2 separate regions of the Homo sapiens genome follow, and region 2 is linked to region 1. Evidence: read pairs that join two places in POLR2A ChIA-PET (ENCODE). Cell type or tissue: Panc1. All regions are shown on one strand. Each heading gives the region's core, and the rest is flanking DNA. Links, peaks and the distances in the headings are about the cores only.

What was found. Peaks named below come from ENCODE experiments on the same cell type or tissue, not always from the same donor. Only the 100,000 strongest peaks of a DNase experiment are listed, where the experiment ranks them.
Region 2: POLR2A ChIA-PET joins it to region 1 with 7 read pairs; 1 of 35 experiments calls an interaction of 5 or more read pairs at or near these places.

The regions. Positions count from the first base shown.
Region 1 is chrX:134,581,622-134,587,627 of GRCh38, forward strand. All of the region lies in intron 2 of PLAC1 (placenta enriched 1), which reads right to left. Among named protein-coding and RNA genes, the nearest start is that of LINC00629, 35 kb to the left of the region's middle. In Panc1, for the core only: no CTCF peak of the experiment used is centred there; no DNase peak of the experiment used is centred there; H3K27ac peaks cover 146 bases.
Region 2 is chrX:134,930,762-134,936,101 of GRCh38, forward strand. No RefSeq gene overlaps it. Among named protein-coding and RNA genes, the nearest start is that of LINC02243, 16 kb to the right of the region's middle. RefSeq lists a silencer at 3,264-3,464. In Panc1, for the core only: no CTCF peak of the experiment used is centred there; no DNase peak of the experiment used is centred there; H3K27ac peaks cover 3,438 bases.

The DNA.
Region 1 (6,006 bases), core at 1,068-5,067:
GCACCCGCCACCATGCCTGGCTAATTTTTGTATTTTTACTAAAGACGGAGTTTCACCATGTTGGCCAGGCTGGTCTCAAACTCCTGACCTCAAGTGATCCACCCGCCTCGGCCTCCCAAAGTGCTGGGATTACAGGCGTGAGCCACCGAGCCCGGCCCAGTTTCTCAGACTCTTTATGAAGAATCCTATATTGTTCGAGCTATGAACCAGCTCATAATAAGAGCTGAACAACTGTGGCACCCACCTGTTAGAAATCAAGACTGGGGTATTAAAACCAGAAGTGCTGGCCTATTAGAGGGGCCTGACCATTTTGTGTGGAAAGCAAACCTCGCCTAAACCCAGGGATTAGCATTTTCACATTGGGACAATAACTGAAGCAGGTGCTCATTCTATGGGTTGTTCGGAATCATTTTTCTGACTGCATAGAGGTAGAAGCTGAAATAGAATAAGTTCTCAGAGGGCATGACTCCAAACAGGGAATGGGGAGGGAAGTGAGGCATTCCTTATTCTTTGCTTCCTTGGAAAATGGAAAAAGAAACTCTGGCACAAAATGGCAGCTGCCCTGGCTCATTGGCAGTTCTGCTAAGAAACTAGGGAGCAAAGAGCTGATTAAAGAAGGTCATGTTTATCTAGGGATATGGTAATTGGAACACACCCTCACTAGTGATCTAAGTTTAAATCCCCAGCCTCTAAATAAGCAATACTTTCAAAAGGGCCACCTTATCATTATTTATAAAATAGTCTGATTTTCAGGGAGGAGTACTTCTCTTTTAAGCCTCTCCTTTAGAGATTTTGTATGTGGGAGATTACAGACCTCGGGGAGTATTTTTTTAAACTAAGTTTTAAAGTCACCATAGTGTTTGTAAATAAAATAAGATAAAATAAAATAAATACCAAGTTTTAAGTAGTATTGATTATTTTTAAGTACAAGGGCTTATGGTTTTGCTGACTTCTTAAGATTCTGTGAACCTAGAAGGGTGACTGAAAACTTGGTGTTAGTAGTATTCTTGTTCTGATTTCCCTATATGGACACATCCTTGGAACTTCCAGATCTGTCTAATTGGATATTGGAGATAAGAAGTGATTTGGGTGAGGAGAAAAGGCAAGGTTATGGAGAAGACAATGACTTAGCTCACTCATAGGACAGAAATGAGTGCAATGTATTTGGACAGACTTATAAGGACAGAAAAAAAGGTGAGAAGAAAGTCTAGGGAAAGAAGTTTGGAAGCAATGAGGTCCTGGAGGGTTTGAGGCAGGATAGTCTAGTAGTTGAGTGGCTTTGATGTACCAAGAGAGACTTGGAATAAGACGGCGCTAACTAACTTTGGGAATTACTTTCTAAGCATTGTTTTCATCATTTGTTAATGAGGATAATAATAATAACGATAACACTGCATCGGGTCGTTATGATTATTAAATGACACCATGAGTGTAAAACTGTTTAGTGTAGCTCCTGTCATGCAAGTGCTCAGTAAGTGTTAGTTATTATTAAAATTATTATTGTTGAATATAGAAATTAGACTAAACCACACATGGAAACAGAGTTCATAGCACCTTTTAGAAGCTCCTAAGCTCTCTCTTTTTAAAATGTCTGGACTTTTGATATAATGATAAGGAGGGTTTTCTTGTTTTGTTTTGTTTTAATTTTTTTGTAGAGACAGGGTCTTGATATGTTGCCCATGCTAGACTCAAACTCCTGGCCTCAAGCGATGCTTCTCCTCCGCCTCCCAAAGGATAGGATCACAGGCGTGAGCCACTATGCCTGGCTTTTTTTTTTTTTTTTTTGGCTTACGTCTAAACCACATCTGAGTTGTTTTTTTTTTTTTTAAATGCCCAGAGAATTGGAGATATACAGACCTAAGTTTGAATTGAGGCTCTGTCACTTCCTAGCTGTGTGACCTTGGGTAAGTCCCTTCCCTCTCCTGGCCTCAGTTTCCTCATATAAAATAGGGACAGTTATAATAGCAACCTCAATGGGATTGGAGGAGTGAATGAGGTCTGAAAAACTGCACGTACAGGGCCTGGCACAGAGCAAGTGTCCAATCAATGGGAGCTATAGAATAGGCTCAGGCAGACAGCCTGGCTGCAGGGCTCTTTCCGCCCCCACCTCCCTCCACCCCCTGGTTAGTCCCAACTAGAGTCCCATCAATCTGCCACTCTCCTCAGGGGTTGCTGGAAATTCCTGGCGCAGATGTCTCCTACAGAGACGAGTTTTGGATATTCCTTCATCCACCCCTGTTACCACTGAATTATGGGGAGAGAGAGAAGGAGAGAAGACCCATTGAGAGGGAGAGGAGAAAACAAACGACTTCTGTATACTACTGCCCTGGCTAGCCCAGGCCCATGCCTGAAATAGGTGTTTGGTAAATACTTGAGGAATGTATGTACAAGTGAATGAAAAAAAAAAAAAAGAGGTTGCAGGCAGGCATCTGGGCAGGCAGAGAAAGAAATCCGAGTCATGGCAAACTTTTCCTGACTATGCCTCCACGACATCTGTCTATACAGGGGCCTCCCCTGGCTATCGGTTCACTCAATAACTCCAATTTGCTCCTTCCTTTTGCACAGATCACATGCAACACCCTACACACTTCCTTCAAGAGATCCAGATAGAAGCTTGGGGGCTCACCACTTTGGGGTCAGAGCACTTGAATTGCTTAGCTGTGGGCAGAAATGCTGATCGCAGGCAGCCCAGCAAGGGGTATCCAGATATAACCCCATTCATCATTCTGAGATTCCCTTCTTGTCCTGAGACCAAGTAGTAGGGTGCTAGACAACAGGACCCACCAGTCGACTTCCATTTTCCATTTAACACAGGTAAGCAATATGACTATCAGATTTTGACGTGAAGGATTTGCAAGTGAGTGGACACCTGTGCACACAGGTGGATAAACACGAGCATTGAACGTGCACGCTGACCATCCAAGGGACTGACACTGAAGATTATGCTTTTTCTGGGCAACATTTTAAAACCTTATGTGTGAGGGTTTCTCGGTGCCCTTCATAAGCTCAACTTCTGTTCCAACATTTGTTTCAAATAAGATTTCCTTCCATAAAAGTACCACTTAAGGACACACATGCAGAATATGCATTTGGCTTTTCCTGGGTGTTAAATATTTTATTTGATGTGCTGATTTTGTTACTACATCACTGGAAAATTAATCCACAATGAATTGCCTGTGTGACAAGCTCTCACCACAGAAGCAACAGCGATTTTAATCTTGAATCCTGGATTATTTATCTCTTGCTCCCTGTGAGCTCCTAGCCTCAATTTCATACCTGATTTCCTGTTACCCACAAATTCTGCAACTGACACATAAACACAGGCAGAACGTCTTTCTCCCTAAATAAATAAAAACAACAAGGAATCAGAAAAACGGGGCAAGGATTCCACCTTTCATGATGCCACTTAAAATTTAAAAAGTATTTTAGGCCGGGCGCGGTGGCTCACGCCTGTAATCCCAGCACTTTGGGAGGCTGAAGCGGGCGGATCACGAGGTCAGGAGATCGAGACCATCCTGGCTAACATGGTGAAACCCTGTCTCCACTAAAAGTACAAAAAAAAAAAAAAAAAAAAAAAAGCCGGGCATGGTGGCACGCGCCTGTAGCCCCAGCTACTCGGGAGGCTGAGGCAGGAGAATCGCTTGAACCCCAGGAGGTGGAGGTTGCAGTGAGCTGAGATTGTGCCACTGCACTCCAGCCTGGGTGACAGAGTGAGACTCTGTCTCAAAAAACTTTTTTTTTTTAAAAAGAGAACCATTAAGCCAGATCTTTCTAACACGTGTAACTTCTTGATTAGTTCCACATTCACATCATCTCTGCCTTGAGTTGGTTCTGGGGTCTGACTTAGCAAGCTTTTGTTTTTATCTCATTCCACATGTGCTGAGAGTGAGGGATATCTGTGAGTTGCTCTTTATTGTTTAAGTTAAAAAAAATAGTGAAGACCACAGCTGACTTCCAAAGTGGGCAACTCCAGCTCATGGGTTAATGAATGAGCCCCAGGGAGTGTGTTTATGATGTCCTGAGGTGGGGACCCTGAGGTGGGGGTAATTTTGGCCCAATGGCAGCTGGTTAGGCAGCTGGTAGAGAGCAGCTGCAGGAATGGGACTATTTCTATGGGGGGTAGAATTTAAAGTTGGACTTCTGGATAGAACTGTTCAAGTTGAGCTGCCCCTGGGTTGAATTCTCCCTCTCGGTATAGGTTACCAGCTTATGCTTTGACATCAGATGTACAAGGAGTTGGGGGAGGGAACTAGGGGTGAAAAGAAGGACCCCTGCTGACTTCCTGAGTCACAGCATTGCTGGGGAGAAGTTGGGACCCAAAGGTGCCCATTGCCATGTGCCCTTCTTCCCCTCAACATGCTGTTTTGATGGAACTTAGCATTTGAGAATGTACCGCCAACAGGGCTCTCATTTAAAATGTAAAATGTCCTTTCATAACTGTTGGAAAGGAAGTTTGTATACATAGAGAGCATCTAGGATTTGCCCATTTCTGTGAAAAAAAAAATTCTTCCTGACTGTAAATCCTGTGCTCTGTAAATAATTGTTGGGTCCAAGAAGACCAACAACTGGCATTTTCCTGCCCCACCGCCTGCCCTGCTTTTGAAGCCCACAGCGAGGGGAGGAGGAGAGGGCATCTGGAGGGAGGAGAAGGCAAATGGTCCAAACACACATATTTATTTAGTAAACAAGCTCATCATCTCCTCAATTTTAAAATTCCCTGTGAGCAAATACAAGCACAGACTTCATTTGAAAAAAAAATGTACAGCATTCCCCTTAAAGCGATTTAGTAATTGCAGGAAACAGAGAGCAACATTCCACCCAGGTGCTCACTACAGCACACCTGTGAGTCTGGAAACAAAGTCTCAGCTGTTAAACCCGAGGGGCCGTGAAGCCACCTTTGGATTAGGCCGTGAAAGGAAGAGTGGTAGGGGAAGGACGCAGAGGGCAGCTAGGCCCCTTCTTTCCAGGGGACTCCAAGGTCATCTTGCCGCCTTCTCCCTCTCCTCCTCTTCCTTCTCCTCGCTAACATTTTTTTTTCTTTTTCTTTTCTTTTTTTTTTTTTTTTTTGAGATGGAGCCTCACTCTGTCACCCAGGCTGGAGTGCAATGGCATGATCTTGGCTCACTGCAGCCTCTGCTTCCCATGTTCAGGTGATTCTCCTGCCTCAGCCTCCCGAGTAGCTGGGACTACAGGTGTGCACTACCACGCCCAGCTAATTTGTGTGTGTGTGTGTGTGTGTGTGTGTGTGTGTGTTTGGTAGAGATGGGGTTTCACCATGTTAGCCAGGCTGGCCTCGAACTCCTGACCTCAAGTGACCTGCCCGCCTTAAGCCTCCCAAAGTGCTGGGATTACAGGCATGAGACACCGCGCCCAGCCCACATTAACATTTATGGAGTACTAACAACATGCCAGGCACTGCACTTAGGGCTTTGTGAGCCTTGCTTCATGTAGGCTTCACAGTGTTCTGAGGTAGGGACTGTTATTATTCCCATGTGAGAGAGGAGGAAACTGAGGCCTAGAGACTTTGGATGACTTGCTCATGCAGGTCACATCCTAGTAAGTGACCAGGAGTCAAGGCCAGGCTGAGCTCACTCCACAGCTGGTTCTCTCCCCACAGAAGTCAGACATTTCCTTAAGCCTCCCTTTATGGGCTGGGTGCGGTGGCTGGGGCCTATAATGCCAGCACTTTGTGAAGCCGAGGAAGAAAGATGGACCACTAGAGGCCAGGAGTTTGAGACCAGCTTGGGCAACAAAATGAGACCCCTGTCTTTACAAAAATAAATAAATAAATAAATAAATAAATTTAAAAAATAGCCGGTCATGGTTGTTGGCACCTATAATCCCAGCTACTTGGGAGGCTGAGCTGGGAGGATCGCTTGAGCCTGGGATTTCGAGGCTGCAGTGAGCTATGATTGTGCCACTGCACTCCAGCCTGGGTGACAGAGTGAGACCCTGTTTCAAAAAAAAAAGCCTCCACTTGTGGATCCTGTTAAGATGCAGACTGCT
Region 2 (5,340 bases), core at 283-4,282, 350 kb after region 1:
TCCGTCTGCACCTCCACCCTCTGTCACACGGCTCATATTCCCAACCCTTCATCCTTCCCTACGTTATCTTTTTTTTTTTTCCATAATCACCTTCTTCTTCTTCTCCTTTTTTTTTTTTTTTTAGGGTTTTGCCATGCTGTCCAGGCTGATCTCGTTGAACTCCTGGCCTCAAGGGATCCCCCCACTTTGGCCTCCCAAAGTGCTGGGATTACAGGTGTGAGCCACCACACTCGGCCTCCATAATCACTTTCTAACAGTCTATATACTTTATTCGGACTATTATTTGTTGTCTGTCTCCCTCCCTCCTCTAGAATGTAAGCTGCATGAGTCCATGGATCTTTGTTTTGCACACAGCTATATCGCTAGTTTGCACCAAATTTGCCCCCTCAAGCCTGCCCCCCACCCCGCCAAAATTCGTATGTTTAAGTCTTAACGCCCAGTACCTCAGAATGTGACTATATTTGACATAGGGTCTTTAGGAGGTAATTAAGTAAAATGAAGTCATTAGTATGGGTCATAATTCGATCTGACTGGTGTCCTTATAAGAAGAGATGAGGGCTGAGCGTGGTGGCTCGTGTCTGTAATCTCAGCACTTTGGGAGGCCAAGGCAGGTGGATCATCTGAGGTCAGGAATTTGAGACCAGCCTGACCAATATGGTGAAACCCCGTCTCTACTAAAAATACAAAAATTAGCCGGGCATGGTGGAGTGCACTTGTAGTCCCAGCTACTCGGGAATTGCTTGAACCCGGGAGGCAGAGGTTGCAGTGAGCTAAGATTGTGCCACTGCACTCCAGCCTGGGCAACAGAGTGAGACTCCATCTCAAAAAGAAAAAAAAAAAAAGAGATGAGGACACAGACACATATAGAGGGAAGATCATGTGAAGACACAGGATGAAGGTGGCCATCTACAGGCCAAAGAAAGAGGCCTCAGAAGAAACCAACCGTACTGACACCTTGATCTCAGACGTCAGCCTCTAGGACTGTGAGAAAATAAATTTCTGTTGTTTAAGCCACCTGGTCTGTGGTACCTTGTTACTGGGCAGCCCTGACAAACTAATACACTCCCAAACACCTAGGACAGCTCCCAGCGCATAGTAAGCACTCAGCAAATATTTGCTAAAAGACTAGATAAATGTGAGGCTGTTTTGGAAAACTTTCAAACTGGTTTTTTCCTCTGCTTTCACACCACCACAGCAATCATCACAACAGAAGAAGAATTCTATGACCAAAAGTGGTGGGGGGGTTCCCCCACACACTAAGTCCTCCAATTGAATTCCAACACTCTCTACCTGGAGATACTGTCAGATCCCACAAAGGGAGGGCTCGGTCTCCAAGGCTGCCCCTCCACACACACTAGGTGCAAGTCCAAGCCTCCAGAACTTCTGACTGACTGGTTTAAGTTGGGGTTCCCACAATCACCTCTTTGGGTTCCATTAATTTGCTGAAGCAGCTCAGAGAACTCAGGAAACAAGTTTACTGGTTTATTATGAAGGGTATTGAAAAAGATACAGGTAAAGAGATGCATAGGGCAAGGTATGGGGCAAGGGGCGCGGGGCTTCTACGATCTCCCTGGGTGCAGCACCCTCCAGGAACCTTTATGTGTTCAGCTATCGGGAAGCTCTCCAAACCCAGTCTTCTTGGGTTTTGACGGACGTGTCATTATGTCAGCATTCCTTCCCCTAAGGTATGTGGCAAGACTCTGTCAGGAGAGGGTCTTAAGATCCATAATCAGAAAAGTGGGGGAAGGATTCGAGTTCTGCCTTGCGGCAGGTGAAAGGAGAGTGGGAGAAGATCAGATTCTGTTTCCTGAGGCCAGCTTCTGAGGCCTAGCACACCCAATATTATAACAAGAGTGTAACAAGGGCTATGGGAGTTATGAGCCAAGAACCATGGGCGAAAACCAATATATATATGTACATCATAACACCGCAGAGGCCCTCCTTGATCTGGCCCCTGCTGTTGTCTCCCAACATCCCCTGCAACATTTCCCTTTGATCTCTCAACTCTATCCAAACAGGACTTTTCCGAAGTCCTGAAACATGACTTGCTTTCCCCACTCAGAACCTTTACATACTGTGCTCTCTGTCCCGGAGTGCTCTCCCCATCATCCCACCAGCCCTCCCCCACACCAGCACCACAGTTTGGCATGATTTATCCTTCAGGTCTCAAATGAAATTCAAAAAAATATTTTCTCAAGCAGATTAATTGGCTCTCAAATGAGGTTAGTTAGGCCTTTGTGTTCTGCTCTCCCATCTATTCATCTCTTCTCTGTGTGTACGTTGCTTAGAAGGAATGTTGTGTTGGTTTGGAAGAATGACTGATAAATTACTCAGAGGAGGGAGTAAGACCCACAGTGAGACATAAGGAAAGTAATTTTTTCTCTTGAGTGGGGTGCAGATAAAAGGAAGGAGAGAATAAAAGCTTCAGATTCATCTGCTATAACTTGTTTTTGTTGTTGTTGTTGTTGTTGTTTTTTGTTTTTTTTTTTTTTGAGACAGGGTCTCTGTCTCCCAGGCTGGAGTGCGGTGGTGCCATCACGGCTCACTGCAGCCTCGACCTCCTGGGCTCAAGTGATTCTCCCACCTCAGCCTCCCGAGGAGCTGGGACTACCCATGCCTGGCTAATTTTTATATTTTCTGTAGAGACAGGGTTTTGGCATGTTGCCTAGGCTGGCCTCAAACTCCTGGGCTCAAGTGATCTGCCCTCCTCAGCCAGGATTACAGGCATGAGCCACCGTGCACCCACTGGTGCCCAGTCTCATCTGTTATAGTTTGACAAATACCTGGTATTGGGACCATTTCTGAGCTGTTTGTTTGAGAGACTGATGGAAGATATTGAGATAAGTTTTAACTACACTTTTTTTCTAAACAAGGAAAGGGTCTAGCACTGTGATTTCTGCTTGTTGTGGGGTCCTATCATTTATGGAACTTTCTTATATCTTTTATATTTTTTTTGAGACAGAATCTCGCTTTGTTGCCCAGGCTGGAGTGCAGTGGCATGATCTCGGGTCACTGCAACCTCCGCCTCCCGGGTTCAAGCGATTTCCAGATATTTTTTGTATTTTTAGTAGAGACGGGGTTTCACTATGTTAGTCAGGCTGGTCTCTAACTCCTGACCTCAAGTGATCCACCCGCGTCTGCCTCCCGAAGTGCTGGGATTACAGTCATGAGCCACCGCACCCAGCCCCTTTCCTATATCTTTTAACCCAACATCCACTAGCTATGACCTTCTACTCACTCCATTCTCCCTGTATTCACCCCTCCCCAGACAAACCCCACCTCCTTTCACTGTTCCAATCTGCTTCTCTCACAGCTCTCTGTCCATTTCTGTGACTGGCTGCTGGATTTGATCCAGCAGCACAGAAACCAGCAACCCAGTGAAGGTAAGATACCCACCCAGCAGCCTGGCTCAAGTTCCAGGCATACAGAGCCCTGTTTCCAATCCTGTTGGTCCTAAAAATATACCAACCCTTGGCAGGTGGCTGGGCTATTTTCAACCTTGGGGGCCGCAGGAATCAAGGGATTCGTGCCAGGTCAGGAAGCAGAAAAGCAGGCTTTCATTGGTGGGCTTCATATAGAAACAGCTGTCTTGTGGCATGAGTTCAACTGATTCTCAATTGTCTATTTACTGGCATTGCCATTTTGCTGTTTCCTTTTTAAAGCTCAATCACATTTTCCAGTTCCACCCTAAAACATGAACCTGGGATAGCAAATGCAGATATTGGGAGGGGAGGGTGAAAGTCCAGAGAAATATCTTTTTAAAACCTGTCCACCTTCATGTAGTTCTGGAATTACAGAGGAGCGCTGAAGGAACACTGAGTGACTTCTAGTTTCTCAGCAGTTTCAGGCTTAAACATCATGTCTAAAAAGTGGGTCATGGTGCCTGTTTCTGCTGGCAAAATTAAAGTACTATTATTATCCCCATTTTACAGGGGAAGAAACCTGAGGAACAGAGAGGTTAAATTACTTGTCCAAGCTCACACAACTAGGAAGTGGCAAACTCAGATCTGTCAGGTTTCAAAGCTTATGCTCTTAATCACTAGTGTTTCTGACACTGTGGTCCTCAAGTTGTCCCACAGAATGGTATTAAGTCAATGACCATCTTATAACCAAATACTGTCATGCAATTTCAGCACTAAAATTTGCATTTCTGTTTACAATCATAATGGTACCAAAGATTACTACTTTAATTCTTTTGGATCCAAGGGAAAAGAACAGAGGTAGACATAAAGTATAAGTGATATATTTCCTTCAAACGAAGCCAGATAACATCAAAGTTAATTCAGAGGAATTGTTTTAATAATGCACATGCTAATATTCAATTCACACTGGGGCAAGTGATTTCATTTTAGCAAAACAACACCATCCATTATATTAAACTAGTGTTAGTGATTTGAGTTGTATTGATTTTTTAGTTTTGTTTGCATTTAATATGTGAAATCATTCTGGATTTACAGTTGTTTAAATGCTATGAGTATAAGGAGTTTATGTCTTGTTTTATGTTATCATATATGTAAGTAATATTATAATAGAAGATCAACACTGAGGGCCTGAAATAATTATTTTCTGATGGAAAGTGTCCACACATTGTTCCTATTTGAGAATCTGCTGTACAGGGCATTGAAAACTGTAAAGAGCTGCATGACTGTCCAGGAATTCTTTTTGTTAGAATTTTGTTTTTGTTGCTGTTATCACCTTGGAGATATGTGAAGGACTCAAGGTGACCCTAACCTCCCTTAAACCACTGGCGCATGTAGGCAATAAAACTAGACATCTTTGGCATGTCTTGACTATTCAGTCTAATTACTGTATCTTGGTAATTTGTGTTTTAAGCTATTGCTAAAAGATCGGACAATTTTCTCATTTGTTTCTCCAAACAAAAAGGATGCAGTGGCAGGTCTTAAGGTGAGGAAAGAGAAAAAGGGGGATAATTTCTATTTTCTTTCACTTCCTCCAAATTGCATATCATTTTCAGCTCCTTTCAAACCTGAACGTAGTTATGAAATTGGGCAAATTGGTTCAAAATGATTGCCCACTCCCTATTCTCCAAAAAGAAAGAAATGGAATGAAATCAAAGCTCCTCACTCCATCCCCAGAGTAAAGGGAAATGTTTGATGCAGCTCAGACTGGAACTCTAATTCTGGCTTTGCAATTTAGAAGCTCTGATCCTCAGTTTCCTTACATGCAAAATAGGGATAAGATAATACTATCTTCAACCTCATAGAGCTGTAGTGAAGATTAATGTAAATGAGATAATATGTGTATATCATCTAGATGGTGCCTATCACAAAGGAGGTACTCAAAAAAACTTGATTTTTTTTTTTGAGACAGAGTCTGGAG